3 separate regions of the Homo sapiens genome follow, and regions 1 and 2 are each linked to region 3. The links are chromatin loops, found by intact Hi-C in ENCODE. Cell type or tissue: heart left ventricle. All regions are shown on one strand. Region 1 overlaps CX3CR1 (C-X3-C motif chemokine receptor 1). Region 2 overlaps TTC21A (tetratricopeptide repeat domain 21A). Region 3 holds the start of DSTNP4 (DSTN pseudogene 4).

Region 1 (8,000 bases), 53 kb after region 3:
CCAGCAGAGGGGAGAGACAGATAATGCAGGAGAGGGGATAAATGCAGGAGGGGAAGGTTAAAGGGGCTGGGATGCATCGTTCAGGTGGCAGGTTTGGCTTTAGATAAGCGCAGGGACGATTCTTCCATGATACGAGGAGGGACTGCAGAGTGCACTGGCACAGCTGCAGGAAGATGGGAAGATGTGGTTGGGGTAGGCCATGGAAGTTCTTTTCTGGTTCTATTTCCTCAGTGAAATAATGCGCTTTCAAAGGGAAACTCATATAGTAGTGCTGGAAGTGTAAATGAGCCTTTTGATATTAGGTTTCCCAGTCTGGCAGCTGGGCATCCTCCTCCCCAAAGCAAGAGTACCGGGATATGCCAAGGGGTTCTTAAAGCTGGAACTCATGGATTTCCCTGGCTGATTGGAGCATCACTGCTGCCAGCAAAGCCCAAGGTATAAAGTATGCATAAAGTCACTATGGTTTGAACTTTTAATAAATTTTACTTCCATGTAACGTATAGATAATTTGTGAAATGCAACCGAGAGATAATTTACAAAATATTTAAATAAAGTTGCTAATGTTTGATTTTGTTCTTTCTTTTATTTTACAGGTGTGAGCTCTACATTATGCTGAGATGGCTATGTACAAGTATATCCAGAATGACGGTGGATACGTTGAAAGTCCAATCAACTGTGCTAAATCTTGAATCAGTTCTCTCTGTTGCCTTTTGCAGGTTGTTTAAGTTTTGTATAGAAGTGGATATTTTGAACATTGAAACTGCACAAGGGCTTTATGGTTGCTCTGCTCACCTCTATTTCTTCTTCTCCTGCTAGGAAACCCCATTATCCTCAGAACAAGTCTCTCCACCTCCTGCTCTTGCCTGATGCTGTATGGCTCTGATGGCTTGTCCTGTGTCCCCTTAGCCCAGGTGCTAAGTGGTCTCTGTTCCCTTAAAATAACTGTTTTGGGATGTTATGGGTCCTGTTTTAAAAATCCCCTCATCCCTCTTCTTTTCTCTCTTCTAAAGGGCAGCCTTACCATCTCCTTTTAAGAACAGAAGTCTTTTCTTTCTGCCTCTTAAAGTCAGTAGCTGGTTTGTCACCCAATAACAAAAGCCCACAATATCCTGACCTCAAAGACTAGGAAGGTAGGTGGTGCTAAGGTCAGGGATTGGGAGTCTTAGAGAGCCAGCAACACAGTGTCATCTCTCTGAAAAGTAAATTTCCAGTAGCTAGCAAGAGATTTACAAATGCTGAAATCTCTTAGTCTACTAATTCCTTTCATACAATCAAAGATATGTGCAAAGATTTATGTTCATCATACTGTCACTCCTCATAGAGAAAAGCATGGGAGTAACACCCATGTCTGTCAGTAGGGCTTGGATGGATAAAGTCTATTATTGAGTCCTTTGCAATCATTCAAAATCATGTTTGAATATAATAGATGGGAAAATGATCATACTATAATGCTAATTGAAAAAAGATATAAAACTGTATATATGTTCTCATCTCAAATTTTTAAAAAATAAAAATGTGCTTATTTTATATATATAAACATATATATATAGTTTATATTTAAAAATAAAAATGTGCTTAACTCTGAAATTTGTCTTTTTGACTTAAGGATATATTATGGACATCCCTTTAGGGTCATATTTATAGAATTGACTCATTCTTTTAAATTATACTGTATTTTATTGTATGGCTAAATTGAAATTTATTGGACCATTTTCTTATTGATGAAATTCAAGTGCTTTTAGGTTTTGTTCAGTTTTTAAAATTGTAAATGGACAATTTATAATTATATAGAACTATGGGGTAAAAAGCACTGTTATGATTTATGAATACAATGTGAAATAATTAAATCAAGCTAATTAACATACTCATCATCTCAAATACTTAACATATTTTGTGGTGAGACCATCTGAAATTTACTCTCTTAGCAATTTTGAAATGTGCAATACTCTATTCTTAACTAGATTCACCACACTGTGTAATAAAACTCCGAAAAAGAAAAAAGCAACATATTCCTCCTATCTAGCTGAAATTTTGTACCCTCTGACCATCAGCTCTCTGCTCTCTCCCCACCCCCTACCATCTGTAACCACCATTCTACTCTGCTTCTATGAGTTTCATTGCTTTAGATTCCACACATAAGTGAGAACATGCAGTATTTGCCTTTCTGTGCCTGTCTTACTTCACTTAGCATCATGTTCTCCAATTCCATCCATGTTGTCGCAGATAACAGAGTTTCCTTCTTCTTAAAGGCTGAATTGTATTCTATTGTGTATATATGCCATATTTCCCTTATTCACTCCTCTGTTGATGGACACTTAGGTTGATTCTATAACTTGGCTATTGTGAATAGTGCTGCAATGAACATGGGGGTGCAGGCATCTCTTTAACAAACAGATTTCACATCTTTTGGGTAAATACTCAGAAGTGGTATTGCTGGATCATATAGTAATTCTATTTTTAGTTTTGGAGACACCTCTAAAATGTTGTCCATAATGGTTGTACTAATTCATATTTCTACCAACAGTTCACAACAGTTCCCCTTCTGCCACGTTCTTGCTGACATTTATTATCTTTTGTCTTTTTGATAAAAGCCATTCTGACAAATCTGAGATATATCTCATTGTGATTTTAATTTGCATTTTCCTAATAATTAGAAATGTTGAACATTTTTCCACTTACCTGTTGGCCATTCGTGTGTCTTCTTTTGAAAAATGTCTATTCTTATGTATTTTTTTTAAAATATGGTCATAGCAGAAAATAACTTCAGTGTTAAACCACAGTTATCTCTGGGAGGTTGAATATTGTGTAATTAAACATTTTTAATTTTAAATTGTATATTTTTCATGTTTTCTATACTGAGTATCTTTCTTTTAGAATCAGAAAAATGTACAAATAATTTAAAACAAACGCCTTGAAAAATGAACAATCTTACCTAGTATTCAAAGAAATGCAAATTAAAATGTTATTTTTGTTTCTATCTCAGTAAATAAGGAAATATGGAGTAAAAGAGTAATCTTCCTGCTGAGCATGTTTTGCGGTTGCCAGCGCTGCCCCGGGTGTGTCTGGAGGAACACTCCCTGTTGCCTAACAACTGCTGTAATGTAACGGAAATAGAAGCACGATGCCACACATCCCTCAGAAAACGACTTGGCCCTTGGCCCTCCTGTGGATGAAGAGTATATTGAAGAGAAACTGGATATTTCTAAATTTGCTAAGACTCGCTTTTCTCACTTGCTCTCAGATCACACTACTTTTGAGTAGCCCAAAATTTTGTTGCCAACTCAGCAAGTTAAGCAAACAATATTACAAATCATGTTGAAACTGAAGTGGTCCCCATGGGCCAGTGAGTACGGTGCAGGTGGAGAAAAAATTAGCTGCTGAGTTAGGACAAACTGCTCCAATTTTGAAGGCACAAATGGGCATCATCTTGGGCCCGGGTACTACCCAAGGTGGACCTCTCAATCAGGCTCTTATGCTCCCAGGTGTAGTTGTTGGGTGAACTCTCTCCCTGGATGCTCAGGGACAGCATCTCAGAGAGAGGTGAATGGAAAAACCATGAGACCCTGTACACACTCTAGGTGCAATGGATTACAAGGGTTGATAGCTCTTCTTAGTAACCGAAAGCCTATATGCTCCATCTTTCTTGATGGCAAGGTCCCTGGGAAGGAGACATTCTCTTAGAATGTCATTAAATGACCATAGAATAAGCATGAAGTGAGTGGAATTATGTGGAAGGGATTCAGCATTTTACCCAAGCACTGGGCAGCCCCTGGGTGTGGCTGTCCCTCCACAGTGGCCTGTCTGTCTAAGTCTTGACCCACCCACCCAGATCCTCTTGGAAGCCACTGATAGCATTTGCCTCTGGGAATTCTGCAGCCTTTGCTGATGAGTCTCAGTTGACACCATCTATCATTGCAGATACAGATGTCTCCAAAAGGCAATTGCCAAAGGCTGTGCCACACAGCACACACCTGTCCATGTGCAGATTGATTCTGTTAAACTCTTCAGCTATCTTGTGGGCTGCTTTTCCCTGCCTCATTATCTGCCTGCAGACCTTCCTTCTGTGTTCTCTGCTCTTAGAGGTCAGATTGATCTGTATTTTTATCAAGATGAGGAAGGAGATGGTAGACTGTGAATCAAGGATCTACCTCTCCCAGTAATTCACTGTGGCATCTTGGGGCACCTGCTGGCCCTCTCTGAGCCTCCATTTTCTTACCCACGAAATGTGGATTTGGACCCAGTTATCTCCAACCACCCAAGAGTCTGTGATTCTGCTACTAAGAAAAGCAAAAGGCAAGTACAAGATAGCATGTGTTTAGTTGCTGGGGAAAGCTCAGTCTAATATTAAAAATAATAAGTATAAAAATAATCACCACCATTCACTCGAGCTTGCTTTGCCAGTTCTGCACTGTGATCTTTGCAGGGGTAATCTTACTGAATCCTCTGCTCCAACCCTACCAGGTGGGAACTACTTTTATCTTTATTTTTCTGATGAGGAGATTGAGCCTCAGAGATGTTAAGCAACCTGCCGAAGCAGAGAGTTAATATGTCGGGATTCATCACAGGCAGATCCCTCTGCTCTTGGGAAGCCCAGACCTCAGAAGCAGGAGTGGGTCTGATTCAGGTGTGCTCTGAGGGCCAGCTGTCCTTTCCAAAAATGCCTTCCTTTATTTAGACACCAACATCCTTGCTATTTTGGATTTTTCAATGAGCTTCCTTATTTTCTCCCTATTCTGTCCTATTCAGCAAAATGAATGAATAAATATAGGTTCCTAATGTTACAAATTTAATTTTCTTCTAGAAATGAAAGTGTTTATTTCTCTTCTTTTATTTCTCAAGCCAAAATAATTATTTCCTCCTTCTTAGAAGTCCAGGAATAGGTTAAACTTTAATTAAAAGTCTTATGGTTCAACAGTTGGAATGAGGATCAGGTAATAACGAAGAAACCCCGTAAACACCCTGAGGAGAACCAGCACCCCCTCCATTGGTTGTTTTAGCTCAGCCCACAGCTAACAGCTCAGCTCAGAAAGTTCCTACCACCCACTCCGCTTCTAACGCCTTTTAATATTCGCACAGAGTTTTCTCACATTGTGGCTCTCACACACTTCCTTTATACATGCTGTTTCCTCAGCCTGGAATGCCACCTCTTTCTTTACCTGGAGAACCCCTGTCCCTTAAAGACGCAGGTCAGAAGTCACGTAGTACTCCTCTGCTACCACCTAATGCAAAGCGTGATTATTCCTTCACTTCTCTTCTGCATTTAAATTATTGAGGGAAGAGGCTTGGTCTCATTGCCTTTGGAATAGCTCTGGATCTGCGTTCATGTTTTGTATATAATACGACTCAGTAAAGGTTGTGTAATATATGACTTTCATATGTGTGTATGCAAAGATAATGTGTTCCCATGCCCTTTGACTCAGTTTTCCCCATGGCAATGAATTTAACCACAGGAAATAATTGAATAGGAGAAAGAAGATTACACAGATGGAAGTTCTATAAAATATGTATTTGCTAAACATTGGAAACAAGTTAAATGTTTATCAATTGAGTAATGGCAAGTAAATTGGGGTACATGATCTTGAAGGAACATGACTTATTCTCTCATTCATTATACAAACATATAGACTGCCAAAGAGCTATCAGATACACAGCAATTTAACAGTTACCACATCTGACTTCAATGAATACACAGTCTGGTAGAGTCTTCTAAAATGATAATTACCAAACTACATAGAAAGCGAGCACTATTTGTGGTCTAACGTTAAGAGGAAAACAAATCAGATTATAAAACCATCTGTACATTACGATTGCAACTCTAAACATGTGAGAGTGTGAACAAGGTCTGGACGGGTGAATACAGGAATGACAATATTGATGTGGTTAGATTGGATGACTTTTTCTTTAGCATTATTACAATTGTTTTCGAGCTTTAAACTTTTAGATTGTTCCAAACGTTTCTAGGGGGGAAAAAAAAGCTGCTCCCATAGCCCTGGCTCCCCAGGTTGGCAGTAGCATGAATGATGGGGTATTTTCCCAGATGGGCAGGGGCTTGCCACAAGGTGACTGGGAGGGGATATTCAAGGCAGTCCAGGAGAGTTGGGTTACGGAAGGCTATCACTCTGTAGACTTGGGAGTGCTCACTGGGTGCCATCGTAAGAACCAGCCTCTTCTGTGTCTGGGCTATGCCACGCAGCAGCACCTGCAGGCTCTTCCAAGCTTTGTCAGCACCACAACTTGGGCACAGCACAGCAGTGCCAGGTGTGGAAAGCAGAAGTCTAAGAGGCAGACAAAAGGGTTGAGACCTGCAAGAGTTGGTGGCTAGTTCCTCATGCTGGAAAGGATGATCTCTATGTGAAAGGTACCTTATCCCTCTTCTACAGACCAGGAAACTGAAGCTTGATTTGTCCCAAGCTACTGGAGTTGGGGTTGGAATCCATCCCTTCTTATTTGGGGGCAGGGTTTTTCTATTTCCCTTACTGGCCTGGGAGCAGGTGGAGATGCATGAGGTCATATGGAAGAGACAGGCTGATAGGATGGGTGGAGTCCTTTGGGAAGGAGGAGGCAATGGGGAATCTATTGGTAGGACCCCATGGTGGACGTATGAGAAGCCAAGCATTTGAGTTTTGACTCGATGCAGTAGGCAGTGGGGAGCCCTTGCAGGTTTGGGGACATGATGGAAGAGGGCTTAATGAAGACGAGGCTGGTGTAATCAGGGGAGAGGCTGGATCAGGCACATGGTAAGGGTGATGTGTGGCATTTGTTTTGTGTAATCAGAATAGTACCCACCCATCCAACTTCTTGGAAATATGTATTTCTGCTTCTCCATGAGATTGGACTGGAAGCTTCCATCTTATATATCCCTTCCCCATGGATAACAGCACCTTCCAGGGATGGGCACCTGATACAAACTTGGCCTATCAGAGCACTTCCCTGGGAATTTTGCCCTTGGGGCCAGAGAAACATGGGTGTCAGTCCCTCTCTGGTGATAAAGCTGTGTCATGTAAAGTCTGGGGGATCTATAATGACTAAAAGATTTGAGAGTCAGAGAGAGGGAATTCTAGCTTGGCTCAGGCCCTGGTTTCCCCTCACTTTGAGGGCTCAGACACCCTTTTGCTTGTGCCACAATATGAACAATATTCACCACCCTCATTTAACTAAACTAGTCTGAGTTGAATTTTTGTCATCTGCAAACCAAAAAGTTCTGATGACATTTGCAGTAAGAGAAATGTCTACTCTTTGTCATTCAAAGAGTTCAATTTGTTCATTCTTCAAATTTTGAGCACAATTCTCAACAACACTCTAGGGTTGTTTTGTGTGCATTGGGTCCATCATTTTGTGCCTGTAAGAAATAACAACAAAAATCTTTCCTCACTAGTCAGCATCAGGTTCAGGAACTCCAGGTTCTCTGTAGACACAAGGCTTTGGGATTCCCTTCAGAGAAGGAGCAATGCATCTCCATCACTCGTGTGGTAAGTAAAATTGCTGCTCAGAACACTTCCATGCCTGCTCCTTTGTGATTCAGATGAGGAGAAATCAACGTGGACTGAGCGCCCACACAGGACAGCCAGGCATTTCCCATACAGGTGGTAAAGGTATCTTCTGAACTTCTCCCCAGCAAATGCATAGATGAGAGGATTCAGGCAACAATGGCTAAATGCAACCGTCTCAGTCACACTGAGGGCCAGCCTCAGATCCTTCCTCATGTCACAACTGGGAAAGAAGTCATAGAGCTTAAGCGTCTCCAGGAAAATCATAACGTTGTAGGGTGTCCAGAAGAGGAAAAACACGATGACCACCAGAAGGATCAGTTTAATGGCTTTGGCTTTCTTGTGGTTCTTGCAGGAAAACAGCGTCTGGATGATTCTGAAGTAGCAATAACTCATAATGAGCAGGGGGAGTAGGAAGCCAAGAAAATTTGTTTCCACATTGCGGAGCACGGGCCAGATTTCCTGGAGGACCTCGGGGTAGTCACCAAGGCATTCATTTTCTTTCTGCTTTGT
Region 2 (8,000 bases), 82 kb before region 3:
AACATGCAAAGCAGTAGCCCTCTGAGGAGCAGAGTTAAGGCTAGTACAGAAAAGACTTTTCCTCCCAAAACACCTTCAGTGTTTGGAGAGGCTATTATGTCAATAAGTAAAGAACATGCTACTGTGAAAAAGGTACAGGAACAAAAAAGAGTTGCCAAAAATAAAAAATATTATTGTAAGGTAAAAAATTTCATAAATGGGCCTAATAGTGGGATGGATATAACTGAAAACTAAGATGGTGATGAGGAAGACAGTCAAGAATAAATATACCAAAGTAGCAAAGAAATACCTGTGCAAGTAGAATAGCTTGCTTCAAACAGATGAGATTTGTCCTCCCAACATCAAAACATATCACAAAACTACAGTAATTAAGTCCCTTTGAGGCCAGCACTGACTGGGATAAGCAAATAGATAAATGGGATGTAACAGGCCTTATTTCAAACTAATAGGTTGTTCACCAACTCCTAGTTGGATACCCTGCTATCCATTATGAAAAAGAAAAAAAGGTAAGTTCTCATCTTACACCATACTTAAATTTCAGATGAATTAAGTATTAAACATAAAAATTAAATGAAACATGGGTTTCCCTGGGGATTCTAAGCCTAACTCCAAACTTGGAAGCTGCAAAGTTTGGCTTTGTGGCTCTACATGGAAAAAAAAAATAGAAGCTGCAAAGGAGAATATTTTACCTATTTGACTACATAAAAGCTTAAAATTACTACATGACAAGGTACTGTAAAAATAGTTAAAGGATAAATGGCAAACTAATAGAAAACACTTGCAACAAAGGGTTAATAAAACATAAAGAGAAAAAAAATCACCCCCCCCAAAAAAACCAGGCAGGCTGTGAACAGAATATTCACAGTAGAAAGGAAAAGGCTATATTGGAAATATGAACAGGTGTTCATTCTCCCTAATAGTTAAAAAAGGTGTTAAATGAAAACTAGTTACTTTTCATGTTTCAGACTGGCAAAAATTACAGCACGTTTGAGGTTATGAAGAAAGGATATTTTAAATTCTTGATAGTAATATAAGTTCAAGTATCTTTGAGGGCAAGTTGACCTTATCTATCAGTATTTTAAATATATGTGCTCTATGACCCATCAGCTCTCCCTCAGGAATTTGAACTTATGTAAATGTTCATCATAGCATTGTAGTATTTAAATACCAAAAATAAAGTAAATGTGAAATTAGATGTCCTTCAGTAGGGCAATAGTTAAATAATTAGTAGGGCAATAAATTGTTACATCCACAGTAAAACATTGTGTTGTCATCAAAGAAAATGGGGTAGATTTGTATGAAGAGATGGGAAAATATGACTATCATATACAAATTTTAAAAAGCAGATTGTGGCCAGGCGCAGTGGCTCATGCCTGTAATCCTAGCACTTTGGGAGGCTAAGGTGAGTGGATCACCTGAGGTCAGGAGTTAGAGACCAGCCTGGCCAACATGGCAAAACCCCGTTTCTACTAAAAATACAAAAATTAGCCGGGCGTGGTGGCCATGCCTGTAATCCCAGCTACTCAGGAGGCTGAGGCAGGAGAATTGCTTGAACCTGAGGGGCGGAGGTTGCAGTGAGCCAAGATCGTGCCACTTCACTCCAGCCTGGGCAAAAGAGCGAAACTCCGTCTCAAAAAAAAAAAAAAAGCAGATTGTAGAATGGTGTATGTGAAATTTGATTCCCTTTGTGTATGTGTGTGTTTTTAAACCCATTGGTATGCTCATGTGTACATATATATGTCTGAGGTGTCTATATAGTAGTAACGTATTATACCTCAAATTGTTCCTAGTGGTTATCTCTAGAGAGAGACATTGTTACAGCCAGAACATGAGCTAGGGATGTTTTTCTGTATTGCCTTAGGGTTTGAATTCTTGAGCATGAGCATGTATTTCTCTTTAAGTTTGTAGAAATGTTGGAAAAGATCCCCTACACTGAGACATCTTCCTTCCACTGTCTTATCCATGCCCCTTGACCTGATGGGCTGCTGGCTATGCTTCAGTGTTAGCTGCTCATCATTGTTTTGTCCCATTTACAGGGATCATCTTGTGTCATATCTTAGAAGGCCACCTGGAGGAAGCTGAGTACCGGCTGGAATTCCTGAAGGAGGTGCAGAAGTCCCTTGGGAAGTCTGAGGTCAGAGCTCCCTGGGGGTATGGGTTGCTCCAGGATGATGTCCTCTGCTGTCCTCCCACCCCCACTTTCCAATAGAAAGCATGCAAGGTGGTCTGGACCTTCACTTTGCCCTTGCCTACCAAATCTGCCCAGGCTGACATTGGCACTGAGACTCGGTCCTCTCTTCCACAGGTGCTAATTTTCCTCCAAGCCCTCCTGATGTCCAGGAAGCACAAGGGGGAGGAAGAGACCACAGCGCTCCTGAAGGAGGCAGTGGAGCTTCACTTCTCCAGCATGCAAGGCATCCCTCTTGGCTCTGAGTACTTTGAAAAGCTGGACCCGTACTTCCTGGTCTGCATTGCTAAGGAGTACTTGCTCTTCTGCCCCAAGCAGGTTAGGGGAAGGCCTGTCTTCATGGTGGGGGTCTGGAGTACAGGTTTGGATGGTGCCCACCTGAAGGACAGAGGCAAGGACCTTACTTGGCCAGTCACAAGTAAGGATGGGGTGAGCCTTGGGCAGCTGGGGAGCCCAGTGCTCTTCAAACTTGAACATACAGCACACAGGTCACCTGGGAGGTTGTTCCAGTACAGATTCTGACTCTACAGGGGGGTCTAAAACCCTGCATCTCTAACAGGCTCCCAAGTGATATGGATGCTGCTTGTCTAGGGACCACACTTGGAAGAACAGGGCACCGGCCCATGGCCCTGCCTTTATCCGAGATGAGAATTTGGCTTCCTTTTCCGCAGAAGCCCCCTAAGAAGTATGTTAGTCTTTACTTGTTTGTCCTGCTCTTCCAGCCAGTCAGGATTCTTTGTGACCAAGGATCATATTTTTATACACCTTAATATCCCCCCAGTGCCTTGTAATGAGTCATTCAGCAAATATTTATTGAGTGCATTACTACATGCCAGATACCATTCTCGGTACTGGGGACACAACAGTGAACAAAACAAAGTTCCATAGCCTGGAGCTCGTGCTCTAAGCACTAGGTGATACAGAGGATAATAAATAAGTGTGGAATGAAGCAAAATTCCTTCACTGAGAGCATTTTCTGAGAGCTCCAGGAGTCTCTCTTAGAATAGGGCAAACCTACTCCCACCTCCACCGCCGTGTTCCCACAGCCCAGGTTACCAGGCCAGATCGTGTCTCCACTTCTTAAACAAGTCGCCGTGATCTTGAATCCTGTAGTCAAAGCAGCACCAGCTCTGATCGACCCCCTGTATTTGATGGCTCAGGTCAGGTATTACTCAGGTGAGCGGGGGATCCTGACAGCCGGGTGGGGCCTTGCAAACACCTGATGTAGCTTTGTGTCTGCAGGCTCCTTGCCTAGGATACTACACACACACACACACACACACACACACACACACACACACACACACTCTCCTTGCCTGGGGTACTACGCACACACACACACACATGCATGCTCCTTGCCTGGGGTACTACACACACACACACACACATGCATGCTCCTTGCCTGGTGTACTACACACACACACACACACACACACGTATGCACACACGTGCACACACACACAGGCACATGATCCTACAGGCCTGCCCACTCCCAGCCTCCATTCCCTAGTAAGCTTCCTGACCTCTCACCAGCAGGGGTCTCTCCCACCTAGGCCTTTGTGGATTTACTCATTTGATCTGTGCTGGTAATAGTTATTGAACTTCTTCTGAGATACAGTAGTACCAAAAATAGGCAAAAATTCCCTCATGGAGCTTGCATCTAGTAAGGGGAAATTGACAACTGAATACAAGCTCCACGAGGGAGCACATCGTATTTTTTTGCTAGAACATGGTAATGCTATGGAAGAAGCTGAAACAGGGAAGTGATGCAGGGGTGGCAGGGTTGCGGTTTTGAAAAGGTATCCAGAAAGAACTTGTGGAGAAGTGAGAACCCTGTACCATGAGGCCTTCAGAGCCTCCAGGGGCCCTTTCACCTTCTCCCTTCTCAAGGCCCAGACCCTGGAGAGAAAGGGAAGGAGAGGGAAACTCTTCCATGGGTGCTCTATTGTCCTATCTGATGCAGAGTCCTCCCCTGAAGTACTGTCTCCCTGTGGCCTCTCACCCAATCCTGCCTGCCTGGAAACCAGGCTGATCTGTGGTGTTCTGGGGGTGTCCAAAGGGATCAGAATACTGTGGCCATTTGTCTGTCTTCTGGCATTGCATCGTGTGGGTTGCACTCCTGCTGAGAGCTTTCCTGTCTTCATCCTTAGTCCTCCCTATGTTCATTTGGGTGCCAGGTTTCCCCACAGCTTCAAGGTATCCTGGATACAAGGCCAGGGTGAGAGAACTTCCCCTGGGTGCCGGCATCTGCCAGCAGATTTGGGCCCAAAGCAGTCTCCAGCTGTGTAGGTTGCCATGGTGACCTCTTCACATTTCCACAGCACATAAGAAGGAGCAGGGAGCTTGGGACCCAGAAACAGGTGCTCCCTACCCACCAGGTTATGGATCCCAAGTAGGAGTTGTTGAGAGACCTGACTGCGAGGGAAGAGAGTGCCCCTACCAACTCATCACACCCAACCCCTAGGCTGCTGCTACCACCCTGAAAGTGCCAGCCTGTCTGCAGGGAGGCCCCGCAGCCCTCAAGCCCCAGGGGGTTCAGAGCTGAAGCTCAGGAACCCAATAGGCCTGGACGTAAATGCCAACTTCGCCCCTTCCAAGCCGAGTGGCTTATATCACTGGAGCCCCAGGTACCACATCTGAAAAGACAAGAACAATAGCACCAACCTTGCAGGGCTGGGCAAGTAATAAATCAGACTTTCTAAAGTGTTTTGCAAGTATTGAACATAGAGCAGGAGCTTCTTAAATTGTAACTATTATAGTTGCTGTTACTACTAGGTTTTGTTTGCTCTTAGGTGTGGGAATTGAGACTTAATGTGTTCCCCTGAGCTTCTGGATGGAGCTGTGAAGTGACTTAGCTATCTCCCTGAGGGTTACAGAGACAAGAAGGGTGTTGCACTGAGGTTTGAGTTTCCTGTCGTTTGTCTGAGTCAAGGAAACAACTGTGTAGTCTTAATTTTAGAAATGGACCCCTGAGTGAAGCAGAACAAAACTGGCTAAAATACTCAATTTTGTATATTTCTGGGGAACAGGACATGTAAAATTCATTCTGCCCTTGCATATCAGGTCTTAGGAGCCCTTGGGAACCCTGCATGTAGAGGTTTGTGTATTATTTCTAGGAGAGCTAGAGAATGCCCAGAGCATCCTGCAGCGTTGCCTGGAGCTGGACCCCGCCTCCGTGGATGCCCATCTCCTCATGTGTCAGATCTACTTGGCTCAGGGCAACTTTGGCATGTGCTTCCACTGCTTAGAGCTGGGTGTCAGCCACAACTTCCAGGTGGGTGCCCTCTCATCCTCTCAGCATCCCAAAGCCCAGCTAGCTGTGGCCCCTGTTTGCCTTCTGAGAGTAGCCCCAGGGGCTAGCTGTGTCCCGTAGATCTTTCTGCTCGTCCAAAGGCAGGGGTAGGCTCAGTGGGCTCCTGAGGCTTTCTCTGACCTGGCTGCTGTGAGCAGCAGCAGTAGCAGCAGTGAACTGGAGCCCCACACTCTGCTGTGCTCCTCCTAGGTCCGAGATCACCCCCTCTACCACCTCATCAAGGCCAGGGCCCTCAACAAGGCTGGAGACTATCCAGAGGCCATAAAGACGCTGAAAATGGTCATCAAATTGCCAGCTCTGAAGAAGGAAGAAGGCAGAAAGTTCCTCAGGCCCTCTGTGCAGCCTAGCCAGCGGGCATCCATCTTATTGGAACTGGTGGAGGCCCTCCGGCTGAATGGGGAGCTAGTAAGAAATGCCGTGCTCTCTTCCCTGGGGACTGGGGCACACTGGAGGCTCAGGGTAGGCCCAGGAACCAGGTTCTTTGATTCCACCCACTGTTTACTTGTGCATCAAGTGAAGGGTCTGTTTGATTCCCATGTTTTAGCATGAGGCCACCAAGGTCATGCAGGACACCATCAATGAGTTCGGTGGCACACCAGAAGAGAACCGCATCACCATTGCCAACGTGGACTTGGTCCTGAGCAAGGGCAATGTGGACGTGGCGCTGAACATGCTAAGGAACATCTTGCCCAAGCAGTCCTGCTATATGGAAGCCAGAGAGAAGATGGCCAACATCTACCTGCAGACCCTCAGAGACAGGCGCCTCTACATCAGATGCTACCGGTAAGCCCCACAGGCAGCACAATGACAGCTTCTTCTCCAATGGTATCTTAGGGAGTGTTTCCTTCAGATGGTATTTCTTCAACCTGGGTCTCCAGAATGTGTCCTTGGAGTGTAGTTGATGAATGTATGGAATTGTCCATGGGTTACAATTTGAGCATGAAAGGTCAGTAAGCCCTGTTCATGGATGAGGATACAGAATCGAATTGGCCCTGAGCCCTGCTTGCCTCCCCCTCACCTGCTTGCACATGCTAGTGGGAGACTGTAGGCCTGGTTCTCAGAGCAGACACACTGAAGCTCCAAGCTGCTGTCTCTGTATGATTTTGCATTGGGACCTCCAAGGTGCCTTCCTCATCCCTTTCTTCTGGCAGAGCTGCATCTAAGCAATTTAAAGTGGGAGGTGGGGATGCTGAGGGAGTAGGGAAGGCTATCCAGCAGTGGGAAACCAGTGAACAGTATGGAGGCACGGCCAGATTGGAGTTTTAGAAAGAGTGACATTGCTGCCTCATGGAGAGGGATCTGGAGGGATAGCAGGTAGAGTGAGAGGAACAGGTAGAGGGCCTGGCCATGGCCTAACTACAGAGATGGATGTGGAGAGCCTGACTCAGGTAGCTAGCACAGTGCCTCATTCACAGTGGACTTTCTATAAATATTGATTGATGAATGAATGAATGTCAGCCAGAATCAGTGGGAAGGAAGTGAAGGAGATGATTTCAGGAACATGAGGTGTGTGCGAACCTGGGATAAGCTTTTGGTTACTCTTGCTTGCAGTGAGCTCTGTGAACATCTGCCTGGCCCCCACACCAGCCTGCTACTGGGCGATGCCTTAATGAGCATTCTGGAGGTAAGTGAGAGGCCTCACAGCCTTGCCAAGTGGCCCCCCAGTCTCCCTTCTCCAGTGGGAGAGAAGAGGAAGACCCAAAGACACTTTCCCCACCAGCCCGAGAAGGCCCTGGAGGTCTATGATGAGGCCTATAGACAGAACCCACATGACGCCTCCCTGGCCAGCAGAATTGGGCACGCTTATGTGAAGGCCCACCAGTATACTGAGGTCAGGCTGGGCTAGGGTGTGAAGGGGCAGGGAGGGCCAGCCCAGCAGGGAAGGAGGAGGACGGTACATGACTGGGGAGCTCTGGGTGGGAGGAGAGTGGCTGACTTTTCACTCAGCTCCTTGCTGAATGGGGTGCCAAGGGGAGAACTCAGCAACTCTCTGCTGCTGACCACACCTGCTTAAGCTGAGGGTTACACCCTGTGCCAGCTGGGAGGAGTGCCTTTTCACTTTAGGCTATGTTCTGGAGGGGCACACTGGTGTGATGGCTGCTGAGGGGAACATGGTGTCGGGCACTGAAGGGCAGAACCAGGCCAGAGGCTAATATTTACTGTTTGCACTAAGGCAATTGAGTATTATGAGGCTGCCCAGAAGATTAATGGACAGGACTTTCTGTGCTGCGATCTGGGCAAACTGCTCCTGAAGTTAAAGAAGGTCAATAAAGCAGAAAAAGTTTTGAAGCAGGCACTGGAACATGACATTGGTGAGGCAGCATTGTAACCCATTTCTAGCATTTGGAGCAGACATACTCCTCCCCCATTCCCCATTAGCTGAAGTCCTGATCCCAGCGCTCCCCACCAACACAGCTTCCCAGGAGCCAGTGAACTAACACTAATTTGAGTTTCCATTTAACAGTCCAAGACATCCCATCCATGATGAATGATGTTAAG
Region 3 (8,000 bases):
TTATGCATATAATGTGATTTTGATACTCTTTCAATTGAGAGAAAGAGGTCTTTGTGCCATCCCCTTGAATCCAGGCTGGCTTATGACTTCGGTGGCAGGACACTTTGTGACTTCTGAGGCTGGGTCATAGAAGGCAATACAGCCTCCATCTCTGATGACATTGGAACCCAGCCACCATGCTGTGAGGAAGCCCAAGCGTCCTGTGGAGAGATTATGTGGGAGAGAACCAAGGCCCCCAGGCCACAGCATTGGCTGAGCTCCCAGCCAACAGCCAGCATCAATTTGTGGATATTCTTGGAAGCAGATATTCCAGTCTCAAGATGAGTTGTCCCAGCTGATACCACATTGAGCAGAGATGAGCTGTTCCTGATTGTCTAACTGTAAGCAAAATAAATGATTTTCATTATTTTAAGCCATTTAAGTTTTAGAGTGGTTTGTTATGCTGCAATAGATAGAGATAATTCATTAATTAATATTTATGAGTGCCCACTCTATGCTGGGCACTCTTTGCTAAGAGCTGGGGATGTATGGTGAACAGGACAGACCGTCTGTGCTATTATAGAATTTACTGCCTGGGTGGGAAAATGGATTGCGATCAAAGTAAACTAATTTGCTGGCTAACCTAAACTTGAAGCTGTGACAAGGTTCCCAGGCTCCAGGCCCCTGGCCTTTTTGACCTTATCTCCAAGTATATTGCATATACAAATACCCTCCCTTTCCTCAGAGTCATTGTGACTCTCCAATGGGATAATAGCCATTAAATGCACACACAGAGAAGCATGGGACTAAGAGTGAAGCTAGAAAGATGATTTCTTAAAGGAAAGGGTTTTTCTTCCCCTCTCCTCAAGTTTGATAGGGGTCTTCAAGAGAGCCATTGGGAGAGCTTGGCCTGAGTCCCTCAAGCTGACTGGGGGACAAGAGCGAAGAGAACTGCCAAGGTCTCCTGCGAGCCCACTCAAGAGGATGCTGGCAGGGCAAGGACCTGTGCAGGCGGGGAAGCCATCGTAAGCAGTTGGCTGGAGACTGTGTCGCTCTTGTCAGGGAATGGTGCACCTGTGGGATGGTGTCTCCAGTGCACCCACCAGAGCACCCCACAAGAGAAAGAGCCAGCATTTGGACATCTGACCCACCCAGAGGGCACCAGCAACACTTTTCTGCCACTCTATCTCTCCACTCTCTCCTTATCCAACTCTAGATGAGTCAGGAGTGGCATCATCAGTGGGTAAAGAGGAATGAGGAGGAGGGGAAGAAATAGTGAGGGAGCCAGCGACACTTCCCTTCCTCACCAAGTTTCCAAGCTGAGCCAGGGCAGCCTTCCATGTACCCACCTTGTCCATATCCCCAGCCTGCCCAGCTTGTACTCCAGCTTTTTTGACCTCTCCAGGTCAAAACTCAAGGGATGGGGCAGGGAGACAGGTAAAGGGCAGGAAAGAGATTGAATGCCTGGGACTTCCCTAATGCATCGCTCCCGGAGTTGGCAGGTGGCTCTTTCTATCATGGGTGTTTTGAAGGTTCTTTGGGGATTTCCATGCCCCATACCCCCTGCAGTTACTGACACAAGTGATGTACTTTCCAGCCTTCTCCTGACAACTCCCATTCAACCCCTCGTCCTAGGAGATCATCTCTACAAATCAGTTGGGCTCCTATTGGCCCTCCAGGCAGCCCCCGTGGGCAAATCCTTTTAAGACATCTCTCTCCATCTCAATGTACCTGGGACCGAGTATTCTCTATTCAAATTTCCATCTCACTTCCAGGGCCTGTGTGGTTCTCTTTTCTAGGTTCATCCACTGAGGACAGACTATTGTGCTAAACCATACACCTTTAGGCCTGGGAGGGTGGCCAAAAAGAGGGGAGTTTATGGATGTACCTTGGATCTGCAGTCTGGGATGTTCACACATATGCACTTCATGGAGCAGAACAGAACCAGGGAAGAGAAGAAAAGAGGGATGAAGCCAGGGATCCATTTATTCTCTCGCCTGTCTGTAAATGTTACAGACATATGAGATAGGAGAGGAGGCTAAGATGTCCCCAGCAGCCCAGCAGTGGAAACAGCAGGTGCTAAGACCCTGAAGTGAGAGAGAACATTGTGCATTCTGGGGACAGGAAAGGGAGGGAAGGAGAGAGTGCTATGAGTCTCAGTAGGGGATGGAGGTGGACAGGTGGGGTGGGTGCATCACACAGAGAACTGTGAGCCTCGGCAAAGACTTTGATCTTATCCCAGAGTAGTGGGAAGTCTTGGAGTGGTTTAAACAGGTTAACAGTGTAAACAGACTGCATTTTAGAGAGACCTCTTTTGCTGCTTTGCGACTTGGTGGTGGGGGTGTTGGGGGGAAGACACAAAGAGTAGAAGCTCGAGGAAGAGTTGGGGTATTGATGTCACAGTGAGACATAAGAAGTGATGACCTGAGCTAGGGCAGGGCTTCTGGAGATGGTATCATGGACCATCAGACACCTCAGGCTGCCTCTGGGCCCATGCCAGCTTCCCCAAATATAGCCTGGTGGCAGGTGGTGAACTAAAAAGTGAGAAACAACTCAGTCACCATTTTTCTGCAAGTTGCCACTTCATTTGAGTGTGTGGCATTGAATGCATTTTTCTTACTTCTGGAGCTTTGACCAAAATCTCTGAGACAGGAAGAGCCCCTGAAAAGTTGTGTTACATGAAGAATGATTCTGCACCTGCAGGGATCCAAAATGCACTTCAATGGCATAAAGATTATTTTAAGCTAGAAACATCTGAACAAACAGCAGCTGCAGAAACAAACAAACAAAAAGTACCTAAACTGCTGACTTAAACAGGACCTCCTGAACACTGCTGCCATAAATCCCCTCTCGAGGAAGTTTACAGCCAGAGAAGAGACTAATCATTGTCACCGTAATGAGTAATTGCTTAAACAAATGTTATCTGAAACTCCATGCCTTCCATTTGTTCTTCCATGGAAGTTCTCTCTCCGCCTCCCTTTCTCTTTGTTAAGTGGATATATAAACCCCTATTTTTGGCTGTTTAGACAGCCATATTTATCTGAAGACTCCTTTGAATAAATAAACTTCATCTTTTTTCCCTGTTAATCTGTCTGTGGTTGGTTAATCTGTAGACTCTGAACATAAATAGGTAAAGAAAAAGTGTTTTCTCCCAACACACTTTCCTTTTGCCAACAAGAGTATGGGTGACCGACAAAGATTTTCTATCTGGTACTGGATTTTATCTTCCTGGCCTGCCAAAGTTGCTGAATAGCAGAGGGTTGCTTATTGTCTCTTTCTCTTTCTCATGCATGTTAATTGGATTAGAAAAGATGGAGGAAAAGAGACCATATAGGAGACTGCACTGCCAAATGTACTATTAAAGGGTAGCAGAATACTCCACCCCAAAATATGCCACACTGGCATAAGTATTATTGTGAACTGAAGGTAACTGAGAAGAGGCAGACACAAGAAAAGCTCTTTGCTCTCCCCATTTGCCTAAAAACAGGATATAACTTTACAAAGGAGTTCTTCCTCCTCTCCCTGTCAGGAAGAACAAAGACCGACGACAACTTTAGGCCCTCATCAGCCTGAAGGTGGCACCAGAGGAGTCGACACAGCAGACTTCACTGACTAGCCTTTATCTACCGTAAAGTTCCCATATATTTGCTTTCCCACAATTTTCTCCACCTGGAGACTCAAGGTCTTTTTCTTTTGTCTTGACACTACTCTAAAAATGTATTGTTCCTTGTTGAAGATGCTACGTAGTTGAAGTTCTAAGCCACTTATTTGAGAACTAATCTTTTCTTGAGTATTTTCCATATATATATAAAATATACATGTTAATACATTTCTCTTTGTTTTTCTCTTGTTAATCTGTCTTTTGTTACAGAGGGTCCTAGGCCAACTAAGAAGAGTAGAGGGGGTCAGGCATGGTAACTCACGCCTGTAATCCCAGCACTTTGGGAGGCTAAGGCGGGTGGACCACCTGAGGTCAGGAGTTTGAGACCAGCCTGACCAACATGGCGAAACTCTGCCTCTACTAAAAATACAAAAATTAGCCAGGTGTGGTGACAGGTGCCTGTAATCCCAGCTACTCGGGAGGTTGAGACAGGAGAATTGCTTGAACCTGGAAGGTGGAAGTTGCAGTGAGCCAAGATCACCCCACTTCACTCCAGCCTGGGCGACAGAGCAACTCCGTCTCAAAAAAAAAAAAAAAAAAAAAGAAAAAAGAAAGGAAGAAAGAAAAAGAAGGGTAGAGGGAAAATTATGTTTTGTCCCCTACCTTATTTATATAAATCATTGTTATTTCCAATTTAGCCACAAACAATGAAGGGCTGGTGTATGCTGTAGAATGGCTGAACAAAAGGAATGCTTTCTTGCTTTCTTGTTTTCAAAGTGATAATGGCCAGAAGGGTAGATGAGTTATGCTGGTTTACATTTAGTCTGGTTTAATTGCACTTAAGTAGAATGCTAAATGTCAGCAGGTGGCTGATTATACGTTGACTGGACCAAAAACAGATTAATAGCTTCTGTATTAGTCTGCTAGGGTTGTCATAATAAAATACCATAGACTGGGTGGCTAAAACAGCAGACATTTAGTTCTCACAGTTCTAGAGGCTGGGAAGTGCAAGATCAAGGTGCTGACAGATTCAGTTCCTGGTAATGGTGGCCACCATCTCACTGTATGCTCACAGAACCTCTTCTTTGTGTGCATGCAGAGTGAGCTGTGGTCTGTCTTCCTTTTCTTATGAGGACACTAATCCTATCATGGGGCCCCACCCTTCATGACCTCATCTAAACCTAATTAGTTCCCAAGGGCTCTACCTCCTAATACCATCACTTGGAGGGGGTGGGGGAAGGGTGGTGTTGGGGCTTCAACATGTGAGTTTTGGGTGGTCACAAACTATGAGTCCATAACACCTTCTCTATAAATAAAGACTAGTTAAAAAGTATTATAATGAATACAATACCAAATGTTCATGTTAAAATGTGTTGTTTTTGTTTTTGTTTCTGCCAGTCTTTTGTTAGATCTTGCCTGGAGACATCAAACCCTTCTTCCTGTTCCTCGCCTGCCAGAAACTCAATCTGCCCTTGCGAGGACTTATACGTTGAGTTCTTCTGTCAGAAAAATCAAGTGTAGGAAAAAAATCTTTGTATTTCAGTAGAAAACAATGCACTGTCTGTAGCACACCTTCCTGCATTATAAGATTCTAGGCCTGTACATTGTCTGAGCTATTTTGAAACTCTCTGTAAGTTGTAACTGGTATGTAAATGCTGTACTGTCTGGTTGTGATTTTAACTGACTTCTTCCTCACTGTGGAAAACTCAGTTTTGTCCCCATTTGCAATTTATCTTAACATTCCTTTACTCCATATAAATCTGTTTTTGAGTTTTCCTTTAAACTGGTTATAACACCTGCTTGCTTTTCTCAGATCATATAAGTGAAGTAAATTCTTCAACATGTGCTAATTTTTACATCTATATGAGAGTCATGATTTTACCTTTCACTGAAAATTATCATTTAACACAGGGAAGCCTTTGGGGGGAAGTGGCAGGACTTGGCTTCCAAAGAAGAATGGACTGAATCTCTGAGCCCTGTGTCTCTCCCCCATTTAGGTTTGTGGCCACGCATTCCTCAACTGCTCAGGCCCCGAAGCATTCAGGTCATTCTTGACCCTTCCCTTTCTTGCACCCCCATCTCCAACCCTGTATAGGCTACATAATGTCTCCCCAAAGCTGTCTACATCCAAACCCTGGAAGCTGTGAATGTTTGTTATCTTACACAGCAAAAGGGACCTTGCAGATTTGGTTAAATTATGGATTTTGAGATAGGGATGGATTATCCAGGCAGACCAGTTGTAACTACAGGGAAGCAGAAGCATCATAGTCAGAAAAAGGAGATGTGAGGATCAAAGCAGGGTTGGAGAGAGGTGCTTTGAAAATGGAGAAAGTGGGCACATGCCAAGGAATGCAGGTGGCCTCTAGAAGCTAGAAAAGGCGGGGGAATTCTCCCCTCAGAGCCTCGGGAAGGAACCAGTCTTGCTACTCGATTTTAGCCCCATAAAACTATTTTCAGATTTCCTACCTCCAAAATGGTAAGGGAATAAATTTATATTGTTTTAAACCAGTAACTGCATAATGTGTTACAATAGCAATGGGAAACCTATACAAATGCCATAGTAAATTACGTTGGCTTCATCTTCAAAATGTAGCCAGAATCCGACCATTTTTCCCCAGTGCTGCTGTTAGCATTCGGGGCCAAGCCAGTTCCATTCCTTGCCTGGGCTGTTGCAATGGCCTGCATATGGGTCTCCTTGTTTACCCTGACCACCCAGCCTTTTCTGCTCCCTGGAGGCAGTATTTGAGTCTCTCAGTATTTGAGTCTCTTGATATGCTGTCTAGGAGGCCCTCTGGCTTTCACACCTGACACTTTCTCCAGTGCTTCAGTAGCTCCCAGCAATGGCCATCCAATTCCATTGTCTTTATAATGACTACTCAATAGTTCACACAGGCCTGGTACATTCCACCCACCAGGGCATCCCTTGCCTCCATATACCATCCTAGTTCACCATGCATGACAGATTTGACAATTGCACTGCCTCAGTTTGTTGGGGCTATTTGTACTTCACCTATAATCAGCAGTAGGGCTCTCCTTGCTAGCCAGCTGGCAAGTAAACAGCTCCAAAATCCCACTGTAAAGTTTGCTTTCTTGGACCACTGCTGGTATCAGCTGTTGCAGGTCAGGTTCTCTGGATTCTGACTCAGAGATGCAGATTTGCATGCAGGCAGGTTTTTGGGGAGTGCTCATGAGATCAACACCTGTGGGAGAGGGATGGAAGCAGATGGATTCCCGTGGGGAGTGAGGCAGACTGTGGAAATGCCATGCAGCCACAACCAAGATCACTGCTGGCAATCCCAGAGGGAGCTCTGGAGCTGGGGCAGTGCTTTGGAACTGTCTGCACAGGGCGCAAGAAGGCCAGGCCTTTATGCCCTACATTCGTGAGTCATTGAATGTAGGCTAATTCCAAGTAAGGAGTGCTACTTTTTTTCTGTTCGTTTGTTTTTGTTTTTATTTTTTTCTTGAGATGGAGTCTTGCTCTGTCACCCAGGCTGGAGTGCAGTGGCGCAATCTCTGCTCACTGCAACCTCCACCTCCCGAGTTCAAGCGATTCTCCTGCCTCAGCCTCCTGAGTAGCTGGGATTACAGGCGTGCACCACCATGCCTGGCTAATTTTTTGTATTTTTAGTAGAGACGGGGTTTCTCCATGTTGGCCAGGCTGGTCTCCAACTCATTACTTCAGGTGATCTGCCCACCTTGGCCTCCCAAAGTGCTGAGATTGCAGGCGTGAGCCACCACGCCTGTCCAGGAGTGCTACATTGAACAAGGCAGCGCTCTTCAGCCATGAGCAACCCTTGGAGAGGGACTCACCTGAGAGCTTTTGGCCACCAACATTCAGGATGAGTTCTGAAAGGGGTGGGAGGGGAGCATGTCTGAGTGCCAAACTGTAGCATCTATCACAGTGAACTTTGATAGAAGTTACATTAGATTTTACCACTATCCTCCTTAAATTCCTCCAATGGCTTAAAATGAAATCCATGGGTAACAGACCCTACATACTCTGGCTACTGATTACCTTCAGAAGTATCTTCTCCTTCTGGCTTATGTGCTGCAGCTATATTAGCCTTCTCTCTTGCCATTTGCTCAACAAATATTTATTGAATATTAACTATGGACCAATGTTCTATATTGGGGCTAGAACTGTGGACCATAAGCTAAATTGTGGGACTGTTTTTGTAAATAAAGTTTTATTGGAACACAGTGACTCCTATTTGTTTAAGTCTTTTCCATGGCTGCTTTGTGCTACAACAACAGAGTTGAGTAGAGGCCATACAGCCCTAAAGCCTAAGATATTTACTATTTGATCCTTTACAGAAAAAGTTTACCGACATTTCTTTTAGATCAGTGCTGTCTGATACACACAGACACAGACACACACACACACACACACACACACATTGCAGATCACAATTTAAGTTTA

What was found. A loop is a pair of places that touch in the nucleus more often than their neighbours do. Peaks named below come from ENCODE experiments on the same cell type or tissue, not always from the same donor. Only the 100,000 strongest peaks of a DNase experiment are listed, where the experiment ranks them.
Region 1: it touches region 3 in a loop (4-fold over the local background); 22 of 110 quality-filtered maps call a loop at or near these places.
Region 2: a loop joins it to region 3, with 2.6 times the contacts of the local background. A loop is called at or near these places in 22 of 110 quality-filtered maps.

Annotation. Positions count from the first base shown.
Region 1 is chr3:39,258,009-39,266,008 of GRCh38, forward strand. It overlaps CX3CR1 (C-X3-C motif chemokine receptor 1), which reads right to left. Exons shown (of 2, transcript NM_001337.4): 2 at 5,488-8,000. The coding sequence ends at 7,434. It overlaps LOC102724104 (a long non-coding RNA gene), which reads left to right. Exons shown (of 3, transcript XR_940742.4): 3 at 594-1,455. Among named protein-coding and RNA genes, the nearest start is that of CX3CR1, 18 kb to the right of the region's middle. In heart left ventricle, a CTCF peak has its summit at 3,157; a DNase peak (open chromatin) is centred at 3,073; H3K27ac peaks cover 976 bases.
Region 2 is chr3:39,123,027-39,131,026 of GRCh38, forward strand. It overlaps TTC21A (tetratricopeptide repeat domain 21A), which reads left to right. Exons shown (of 29, transcript NM_001366900.1): 10 at 2,037-2,134; 11 at 2,306-2,506; 12 at 3,235-3,364; 13 at 5,305-5,462; 14 at 5,691-5,906; 15 at 6,046-6,284; 16 at 7,053-7,125; 17 at 7,222-7,332; 18 at 7,675-7,813; 19 at 7,966-8,000. Among named protein-coding and RNA genes, the nearest start is that of MIR6822, 11 kb to the right of the region's middle. RefSeq lists a silencer at 2,317-2,492. In heart left ventricle, CTCF peaks have their summits at 2,359 and 3,732 (motif pointing right); no DNase peak of the experiment used is centred here.
Region 3 is chr3:39,205,104-39,213,103 of GRCh38, forward strand. DSTNP4 (DSTN pseudogene 4) reads left to right here and starts at 7,699. Exons shown (of 2, transcript XM_047449432.1): 1 at 7,699-7,741. The coding sequence starts at 7,699. It overlaps LOC124909366 (a long non-coding RNA gene), which reads left to right. Exons shown (of 2, transcript XR_007095872.1): 1 at 1-380; 2 at 4,979-5,430. RefSeq lists enhancers at 5,395-6,063, 6,064-6,731. In heart left ventricle, CTCF peaks have their summits at 3,553 (motif pointing right) and 3,756; no DNase peak of the experiment used is centred here; H3K27ac peaks cover 363 bases.